2 separate regions of the Homo sapiens genome follow, and region 1 is linked to region 2. A link is an interaction called in ENCODE POLR2A ChIA-PET data of the cell type or tissue named here. Cell type or tissue: Caco-2. All regions are shown on one strand. Links, peaks and the distances in the headings refer to the core of each region. The heading gives the core; the rest is flanking DNA. Region 1 has its middle 32 kb from the start of SOX4. Region 2 has its middle 120 kb from the start of LINC00581.

The links. Peaks named below come from ENCODE experiments on the same cell type or tissue, not always from the same donor. Only the 100,000 strongest peaks of a DNase experiment are listed, where the experiment ranks them.
Region 1: POLR2A ChIA-PET joins it to region 2 with 7 read pairs; 3 of 35 experiments call an interaction of 5 or more read pairs at or near these places.

Annotation. Positions count from the first base shown.
Region 1 is chr6:21,558,691-21,564,073 of GRCh38, reverse strand. No RefSeq gene overlaps it. Among named protein-coding and RNA genes, the nearest start is that of SOX4, 32 kb to the left of the region's middle. In Caco-2, for the core only: no CTCF peak of the experiment used is centred there; no DNase peak of the experiment used is centred there.
Region 2 is chr6:21,391,276-21,396,658 of GRCh38, reverse strand. No RefSeq gene overlaps it. Among named protein-coding and RNA genes, the nearest start is that of LINC00581, 120 kb to the left of the region's middle. RefSeq lists an enhancer at 2,550-3,405. In Caco-2, for the core only: no CTCF peak of the experiment used is centred there; DNase peaks (open chromatin) are centred at 1,298, 2,638 and 3,068.

The DNA of each region.
Region 1 (5,383 bases), core at 278-5,277, 170 kb before region 2:
AAAGACTCCACCAAAAAACTATTAGAACTGATACATTCAGTAAAGCTGCAGGATACAAAATCAAAGTAAAAATTTTAATACATTTATATATGCCAACAGCAAACAATTTGAAAATGAAATCAAGAAAGTAATCCCATTTGCAATAGTTACAAATAAAATTAAATAACTAGGAATTAACTTAATGAAAGAAGTGAAAGATCTCCACAATAAAAACTATAAAACTTGATGAAATAAATTGAAGAAGACACAAAAAAATGGAAAAGATATTCCATGTTCATGAATTGGAAGAATCAATATTGTTAAAATGTCCATACTACGCAAAACAATCTACAGCTTCAATGCAATCCTCATAAAAGTACCAATAACATTCTTAACAGAAAGAGAAAAAATAACCCTTAAATTTATATGGAACCACAAAAAACTTAGAATAGCTAAGGCCATTCCAAGTAAAAAGGACAAAACTGGAGGAGTCATATTACCTAACTTCAAATTATACTACAGAGCTATAGTAACCAAAACAGCATAGTACTGGCATAAAAACAGACACATAGATCAATAGAATAAAGAACCCAGAAATAAATCCATGCATCTACAGTGAACTCATTTTCGACAAAGATACCAAGAATATACATTAGGGAAAGGACAGTCTCTTCAATAAGTGGTGCTGGGAAAACTGGGTATCCATATGCAGAAGAATGAAACTAGACTCTCTCTTTCACTATGAAGAAAAATCAAATAAAAATAGATTAAAGACTTAAATCTAAGACCTCAAACTATGAACTACTAAAATAAAACATTTGGGAAGTTTTCCAGGACATTGCTCTAGGCAAAGATTTCTTGAGTACTACCCCACAAATATAGGCAACCAAAACAAAAATGAACAAATAGGGTCACATCAAGTTAAAAAGCTTCTGTATAGCAAAGGAAACAATTGACAAAATGAAGAGACAACCTACAGAATGAGAGTAAGTATTTACAAACTACCCATCTGACAAGGGATTAATAACGAGACTATATAAGCAGCTCAAACAACTCAATAGGAAAAAAATCTAATAATCCAATCAAAAAATAGGCAAAAGATTTGAATAGACATTTCTCAAAAGAAGAAATACAAATGGCACACGGGTATATGAAAAGGTGCTCAACATCACTGATCATTAGAGAAATGTAAATCAAAACTGCAATGAGATATCATCTCACTTCAGTTAAAATGGCTTTTATGGCCGGGCACAGTGGCTCACGCCTGTAATCCCAGCACTTTGGGAGGCCAAGGCAGGCAGATCACGAGGTCAGGAGATCGAGACCATCCTGGCTAACACACTGAAACCCCGTCTCTACTAAAAATACAAAAAATTAGCTGGGCGTGGTGGCAGGCGCCTGTAGTCCCAGCTACTCGGGAGGCTGAGGCAGGAGCATGGCGTGAACCCGGGAGGTGGAGCTTGTAGTGAGCCGAGATTGCGCCACTGCTCTCCAGCCTGAGCGACAGAGCAAGACTCTGTCTCAAATAAAAAAAACAAAAACAAAAACATAGCTTTTATCCAAAAGACAGGCAATAACAAATGCCAGTGAGGACGTGGAGAAAAGGGAACCCTTTTACACTGTTGGTGGGAATGTAAATTAGTATACTCACTATGGAGAACAGTTTGGAGGCTCTTCAAAAACTAAAAATAAATTTATCATACAATCCAGCAATCCCACTGCTAGATATATACTCACAAGAAAGGAAGTCAGTATATCAAAGACATATCTGCATTCCCATGTTTATTGCAGCACTATTCACAATAGCCATGATTGGAAAGCAGCCTAAGTGTCCATCAATAGATGAATGAATAAAGAAGATGTGGTACCAGCCGGGTGTGGTGGCTCATGCCTGTAATCTCAGCACTTTGGGAGGCCGAAGTGGGCAGATCACCTGAGGTCGAGAGTTCGAGATGAGCCTGACCAACATGGTGAAACCCCGTCTCTACTAAAAATACAAAAATTAGCTGGGCATGGTGGCATGTGCCTGTAATCCCAGCTACTCAGGAGGCTGAGGCAGGAGAATCGCTTGAACCTGGGGGTGGAGGTTGCAGTGAGACAACATCACACCATTGCACCCCAGCCTGGGCAACAAGTGTGAAACTCCATCTTAAAAAACAAACAAAAAAACCAGGCTGGGCGTGGTGGCTCACACCTGTAATCCCAGCACTTTGGGAGGCCGAGGCGGGCGGATCATGAGGTCAAGAGATCAAGACCATCCTGGCCAACATGGTGAAATCCCTTCTCTACTAAAAATGCAAAAATTAGCTGGGCGTGGTGGTGCATGCCCACAATCCCAGCTACTGGGGAAGCTGAGGCAGGAGAATCACTTGAACCTGGGAGGTGGAGGTGGCAGTGAGCTGAGATGGCGCCACTGCACTCCAACCTGGTGACAGAGTGAGACTCCATCTCAAAAAAAAAAAAAAAAAAGATGTGGTACATATATATACAATGGCGTACTATTCAGCCATAAAAAGAATGAGGGCCTGTCATTTGCAACCAATATGGATGGAACTGGAGGACATTATGTTAAGTGAAATAAGCCAGGCACAGAAAGACAAATTTCATAAGTTGTCACTTACTTGTGAAAGCTAAAAATTAAAATAAGTGGACTCATGGAGATAGAGAGTAGAATGATGATTACCAGAGGCTACGAAGGGCAGTGGGCAGGGCTGGAAGTGGGGATGGTTAATGGGTACATAAATAGATTTAGATAGAATGAATAAGATCTAGTATTTGATGGCACAACAGAGTTACTATAGTCAACAATAATTTTTTGTACAGCTAAAAATAACTAAAAGAGTATAACTGGATTATTTGTAACACAAAGGATAAATGCTTGAGGAGATGGATACCCCATTCACCCTGATGTGATTATTATGCATGTATGCCTGTATCAAAATATCTTATTGCCCCATAAATATATACACTTACTATGTACCCACAAAAGTTAAAAATTAAAAAAAAGAAATTGAATGAATATGCATGAAAATGAGTAGCTATGTGTTATAAAGAAAAATAAATTAGGCTGGGCGTGGTGGCTCACGCCTGTAATCTCAGCACTTTGGGAGGCCGAGGCAGGTGGATCACGAGGTCAGGAGATCGAGAACACCCTGGCTAACACGGAGAAACCCCATCTCTACAAAAAATACAAAAAATTAGCCAGGCATGGTGGCATGCGCCTGTAGTCCCAGCTACTCGGGAGGCTGAGGCAGGCGAATCACTTGAACCTTGGGAGGTGGAGGTTGCAGTGAGCCAAGATCATGCCACTGCACTCCAGCCTGGGCTACAGAGTGTGACTCCATCTCAATAAAAAAAAAAGAAAAAGAAAAAAAGAAAAGAAAAGAAAAATAAATTGACACCTGAGAAGGAATAGAAGAGGCAAAATTTATAGATGGGGTTGGTCAGAACAGACTTCTCTAAGATTGGGTCACTAAATATGAGATCTACAGAATGAATAGAAGTTGTCTAGGTGAAGATTGGTGGGAAATATGGGGAGAAAGGGAGGGTACACTTGGCAGAAGGACGAGAATGTGCTAAGGCAGAAGAGAAAGGAAAGCTTGGCACCTGAAACCACTGTGGCTAGAATACAGCAGCAAGAGAAAAAGTAGCACAGATGAAACCACTGTGGCTAGAATATAGCAAGCAAGCAAAAAAGTAGCACAGATGAAAATGGAGTCAGACCATCCAGGGGACTGGGTTATATTAAGGATTATAGATTTTTTTTCTAAATACAATGGGAATCCATGGATTAATTTTAAATAGGTGAATGGCATACTGTGATGAACATTTTAAAAACATCGCTCTAGCCACTATGTGGAGAACTCTTGGAGAGGGCAATAAGATGGTAGGGAGAATCCTTTGAAGACTATATCCCAGCCTAGAGATGATGGTGGTTTTGGAAGCAATGGAGGGAAGTGAATGGTTAGGGGATATATTTTGGAGGTAGAATTCATAGAGCTTAGTGATGGACTCTTAAAGAGATATGGAGAGAAAGATTTGAGTAGAATGAGAAGTAGGAAATAATCATTTAGGAATGTGATCGACTGAGTTAACTAGAGATACACAACTAGGTTGCCAGGCAATGTTTAGGTTGGAGATGTTGATTTTTCAATGATATCAATCAGTTCAGGCATGTGTTTTCTCCAGCTTGGTGTGAGAACAGAGAAGACAGATGGTTGGGTTCATCTAGGGTTGGAGTTTAGTGTGTTTGACAGAGGGGAAAGAAGCAAGGTAATTAGTGTAGTGTTTGCAAAGGAGTTATACCAAGGGACTCTAAGTACCTAAATCAACAGACGCGTAAAGGCAAGTGGGGCTGATGGACAGAGAGAGAGCAATGGGTTGTGCACTGGAAGTCTTAGTGAGATGGAAGATGGTGGAAGAGTGGTGTGCTTGGGTGAATTCACTGAAAACAACATAGCTTTGTTTCAGAAGTGGACGTCTGACTTTGTGATTGTATAGGCTGCTGAGGTGGAGAGTTCCATGAACTAACAGTGTAGTGTTTTGGATGCGTCATTCAAGATACATTAACATTGCCTAAAATGATGACAGGAGGTAAGATGGACTGGAAGATTGCCAACCAGGTGCTGAAATCTCAAATGAATGAAGAGAGGTGACAGCTGATGACAGTAATAAGGAGGAGGAGAGTGATTCAGCTGAATGGTTTGAGTCTCAAAGGAGACAAAAGGAACCAGGTTTAATGTCTGAAAGCAGGTAAACAGTGACCCAACTATCAAAGCTGAGATGAGAAAAAGCAGTCTTCACTTCAGACGCAGGCAGGGGAAATGAAGTTCTCAGACAGTGCTTGGGTCTCACTGAGGCAAAATTGTGGAAGGAGCGTGGGAGCAGAGATGGAGAATATCAGGAAGTTTGCTGAGTACAGAGCAAGCATTTTCAAACTCATCATGAGGTACAGGGTTGCGTCACATGGAATGATGGATGTAGTAGTAAGCTGGTTGGAGCTGAGAGTTAAGATAAAGGATTTCTGGAGAGACTTCTATGTCTGGTGGAGGGTTTGCTTCTGAAGGTCTTTTAGAAGAAGGTGGGCACTTGGTCTAATACTGGTGTAAATATGTTTTTTATTATTTTTACAAAAAATATGATAACTTGGCCAGGCCCGGTGGCTTATGCCTGTAGTCCTAGCGCTTTGGGAGGCCGAGGCGGCTGGATCATGAGGTCAAGAGATCAAGTCCATCCTGGCCAACATGGTGAAACCCCATCTCTACTAAAAATACAAAAATTAACTGGGTGTGGTGGTGTGCATCTGTAGTCCCAGCTACTCGGGAGGCTGGGGCAGGAGAATCGCTTGAACCCAGAAGGCAGAGGTTGCAGTGAGATGAGATCACGCCTCTGCACTACAGCCTGG
Region 2 (5,383 bases), core at 263-5,262:
TCAGAATGTTAACAATGCCCATTTCTTTTTGACTTTATTATTCCTGTTTCTACTTGCAGAATCTTCTCCTGAATTTAGTTCAAAATACTCTGCATTATGCACTGAGTGAGTCACAGTCACTGTGGTTACAAATGTGGAAAAGGCATGTATGTACTCTCAAGGAATTTACAATGTCACCAAGGAGATAGATGGGCCAAGGGATCAGTAATTGTGGTTATGGCAGTGATGGAACCAAACACAGGTACTGCTAAGAAAGTGCAAAAGAAAGGCCATTAATGTCAGGAGAGGAGGCCATTGTGGAGGACTCCTGGAGGAGATATCCAGTCACAGAGAAGGAAAGCCAAGGAAAAGAGAAAGAAATGGACCTCCAAGAAAAATGAACTTCATGAGCAAAGGCAAACCGGGATAACAGCATTTCAGTGTTTCTAGAAGGTGAAGTTCAAGATGGGATTGGAAGGAAACCAAGTCCGCAAAGGGAGATGGGTCAGATCATGGACGACCATATATGTTAGATAAGAAACATGGGACTGAGGGTAATAGGGAACGCTAGGGGATTGTACACAGGTAGGCACTTTCGAGACCTCAGTTTGGCTACAGGATGGGAGATAAATATGGGACAAAGGCCAATTAGGAGGTTATCATCCTGATCTAGGGGACTATTGTGATAGCCCAAACTGGGAAAATGGTGGAAGAAATGGGATGAAGAAAAGCAATATTCTAAATATTCTAAGCAATATTTAGAAGACATTAAGCATGTTGTAAAAAGGTGTATTCATCTCCTCGGGGTTCACCTGTGTTCTTTTTCCTAAATATTGTCATGGTCTGAAGAGGTTGAATGGATGTATGATAAACAGTCACACATATTCCCCACCCGTCTTCAAATGGGATGGAATTACAGCCTATCAGATACTATGTCCAGCACCAGGTTGTGATAGCATGGGTCCAAACCATCTTTCATCTCCATTCAAAGGTCACAGAAGTAATGGAAAGGCCTCTAATATTTTTTCATGTCAGGTAACATTTTTGGCATGGTGTGAGTTATTCATCTTTCTGGAATTCCTTGTAAAATATTTTACATCCTTCAGACAATCCTATTCAGAAGTTCAAATGAATCTTTAGCTAGGATTTCTTTTCTTCTTTTCACTGGACAGCCTGTATACATTAAAATCAAATAGGAAGAAAGAAGCAAGAAGGATATTCAGGTAAACACATGATAACACTGGCCAAAAATGTGGGGAATGGCTGCCCTATTCTGTCAAATAGAAATGAGGCCAGACAGCTATTTCACTGGGATTTACAGTTCCCACCCCCAAGCAAATCTAATCTCATCCTTGTGTTCACAGGCTAGGCCAGCAGGGCAATAGCCTAAATTCAGAGCCCAGAGATGCAGATATGCTGGCTCCGTTCCCAGGAGGCCAGTCAGGATGAGAATCAATATTTCAATAGCTCGGGATTAGGAAACACATTTATCAAATCTTGTCCATTAGGGAAACAAATATTAAAACCACAAGACATTCTGTGTCATGCACAGACTGATAGAGAAGAAATGTTTGGCTCAGCTGCAGAAATATACCCATTATTCTTGAATTCTTTGGACTGGTATAAATCGTGTAAAAAAATCATCAGAGTAAGACTGAGGCTGCTTAGGGGATTGCCATAAATAACATCTTAAAGTCCCCCATGAGCCGCTTTTCAGGGTAACAGGAAGGCAGAGAAGACCTCTAGGTTTGATTGCATTGTCTTACATTGTTTAGCAAAAAAAGTCACAGAAATCAGTAGGGGTAGAATTTGGCTTGGATGTGAAGCCAACTTTGCTTAGATTTGACAGACCTCACCTGGGTTTCCCACTCTCAAACCTTTGGAAAATCCAGACAACCCCAAAGTTAGTCCCAGCCAATTGGGTACCTTTCCTATTTGTATCAAAGGGAAAGCATTGGAAGCACAGTGTGATTCATATCAGCTCATACACTGGAACAGGCATTTGCAGGTATAACGGGTGTGGGGGTGAGGGACCCCATTCACCTTTCCCCCAGGCCTTAAAAATAAGCAACTGTGGCAGGGCGCAGTGGCTCACGCCTGTATTCCCAGCACTTTAGGAGGCCAAAGTGGGTGGATCACCTGAGGCCAGGAGTTCGAGACCAGCCTGGCCAACATGGTGAAACCCCGTCTCTATTAAAAATACAAAAATTAGCCGGGTGTGGTGGAGGGCGCTTGTAATTCCAGCACTTTGGGAGGCTGAAGGGGGCAGATCACCTGAGGTCAGGAGTTCAAGATCAGCCTGGCCGACATGGCAAAATCTCCTCTCTACAAACTACAAAAAATTAGCCGGCTGTGGTGGCACGTGCCTGTAATCCCAGCTACTCGGAGGCTGAGGCAGGAGAATCGCTTGCACCCAGAAGGCAGAGGTTGGAGTGAGCCGAGATTTCACCATTGCGCTCCAGGCTGGGCGACAAGAGCGAGACTTCATCTCAAAAAGAAAAAAAAAAAAGCTAATGCATTTATAAAAGGGATTTTCTCCGAGAAAGATTATGCCTCCCGTGTCCTAGGGCACACTTGGATCTCACATAGCCACACCGGCTTTTTCTGGGACCTGCCTTGGTCTGGCACTCCCAGGTGTCCATGAAGAAAGAAGAAATACTGAAGAAGGGAGGGGAGGCCAAGTGCAGCGTCTCAAAGATCTAATTGCAACTCTGACAAGCATCAGATCAAAGGAGTCTCTCCTTGGTTCTTTGATCTCTTGATAACCACATTTAGCACTCTCCCCTGGCTGTGCCTGGGGCGGGCAGCCCTCCCTTCTAACTCCCTCATCTCTTTCTAGTTTAAATAATTCAACTGCTAATCATTTTCAAAGGAGTAAAAATAAGCAAATATTTTAAGTTCCAACTCAACTGCTAGATTTAGTGAAGTCTCTGTACCAGAATGATACCACTTTGGGAAATAAAAATAGCGTCATGAAATCCTAAAAAGAATGCTCCTTGCTTTAAATATCTGACTTCGAGCTGTGCTGTAAGTCCACAGGAATGGGGAGGGAGATGACCATAACTGTAGCTCCAGACGTGCCTGGGGCGGGGAGCTAGGGAAAGAGGTGGCTTCCTGTCTTTCTGCTGGTGGAGGCAAGACTCTGAGACATGAACCATCATCATCAGCCCGCAGCCTTCCTTCCTTTTCTTCTCCCACATTTCCAAGACAATTTGATGGGACTCTCCTCCAACTCCACATCACCCAGTGTCTTTTGGTGCTAGGTTTCCCCATGAGGTGTGACCAGCATGTTCTGCTCAGAATTTTTTTTTGAGATGGAGTTTTGCTGTGTCACCCAGGCTGGAGTGCAATGGTACTATCTTGGCTCACTGCAACCTCTACCACCTGGGTTCAAGCGATTCTCCTGCCTCAGCCTCCCAAGTAGCTGGGATTACAGGGGCGCACCACCACGCCCAGCTAATTTTTTGTAATTTTAGTAGACATGGGGTTTCACCATGTTAGCCAGGCTGGTCTTGAACTCCTGACCTCAGGTGATCCGCCTGCCTTGGCCTCCCAAAGTGTTGGGATTATAGGCGTGAGCCACCGCGCCCAGTCAGAAATGGTCTTTATTAAAATATTAGGGAGTGGGGAGAAAAGTCGTGCTATGGAACTTGCTTTTACCCCAAGGTTGCCAGATTTAGCAAATAAAAACGCAGGACACCCAATTGACTTGACTTCGAAATTCAGATAAACAAGGAATAATATTTTTGCATAAGTATGTCCAGATATTGCACAGGACACACTTACACTACAACATTATTCATTGTTTATCTGAAATTTAAACTTAACTGGATGCCCTGTATTTTATCTTGCAACTCTATCAGGGTCCTTCTATCACCAAAACTTGCTGAACCCAGCCTCAGAGTGTCACCAAAAAGAGGGATTCAGCTCTGCCCTTAAATCCCCTTGTGAATCTGGCCCAGTCCAGGCCTTTTATCGAGTGGTGGGGGAAGGGAAGGGGTCAGCGTGTGTTGAGCTCCTGCATAAAGGGGTGTCCCATTTGATCCTCACAATAACCCCATGGGTGGTTAGTATTATTTCCCTTCCACATTTGGTGAAGTAGGGCCCAGGAAAGGTAAGGAGTCTGCCGGCTTCTAACTGGAGGTAGGATTCTAACACAGGCCGTGATCTGTCAATTACCTGCTGCTGTCTCCTTCCTTCTCCTCAATGCAGCAGGACAAACCCAGAGGCTAGTAGACTTGTTCCAACATAAACAGGCTTTTTTTTTTTTTTCATTCCAGCTATCTCTTTTCATGTTAATCAAAGCTCTAGATCTTATCCTCTAGAACTCTCTGTTCTGCCATTTGAAGCAGAGGGGTGTGGGAAACCCAGGGTAAGAAAGGAGAGTAGACCTGAATGGGGGAGTCTTAGGAACTTAGTACATGAAAGGTAGTCACTAGCAGTTTTCCTCATGCAGGTAAGCCAGTGGAAACTTATTAATCTGCACTGAATTCAAGCCAGGACACCAGCATATTATGAAATCCTGACTTTCTTATTTCTTTTCTTTTTTTTTTTTTTCTTGAGACAGAGTTTCGCTCTTGTTGCCCAGGATGGAGTGCAATGGCACGATCTCGGTTCACTGCAACTTCCACCTCCTGTGTTCAAGCAATTCTCCTCCATCAGCCTCCCGAGTAGCTGGGATTACAGTCATGCGCCACCACGCCCAGCTAATTTCGTATTTTTAGTAGAGACGGGTTTTCACCATGTTGGTCAGGCTGGTTTTGAACTCCTGATCTCAGGTGATTCACCCACCTCAGCCTCCCAAAGTGCTGGGGTTACAGGTGTGAGCCACCATGCCTGGCCTGACTTTCTTACTTCTGAAGGCCACGGTTCTCAGATTGGAGCTGCCTTGGAATCACCTGGAGGGCGTGTTCAAACAGATTGCTAGTCCACCCCTAGTGTTTCTGCCTCAGTGGGTTTACAGTGGAGCCTGAGAATCTGCATTTCTGATAAATTCCCAGACGATGCTGACACTGCTGGTCTGGGGAGTTCACTGATACGGTTTGGCTGTGTCCTCACCCAAATCTCATCTTGAATTGTAGCTCCCATAATTCCCATGCAGTGTGGGAGGGACCTGGTGGGTGATAATTGAATCATGGGGGTGGTTTCCCCCATACTGTTCTCTTGGTAGTGAATAAGTCTCATGAGACGTAATGATTTTATGAGGGGACACCCCTTTTGCTTGGTTCTCATTCTCTATCTTGTGTGCAGCCACGTAAGATATACCTTTTGCCTTCTGCTGTGATTGTGAGGCCTCCTCAGCCATGTGGAACCGTGAGTCCGTTAAAGCTCTTTTTCTTTATAGATTACCCAGTCTCAGGTATGTCTTTATCAGCAGTGTGAAAACGGACTAATACGCCACTTA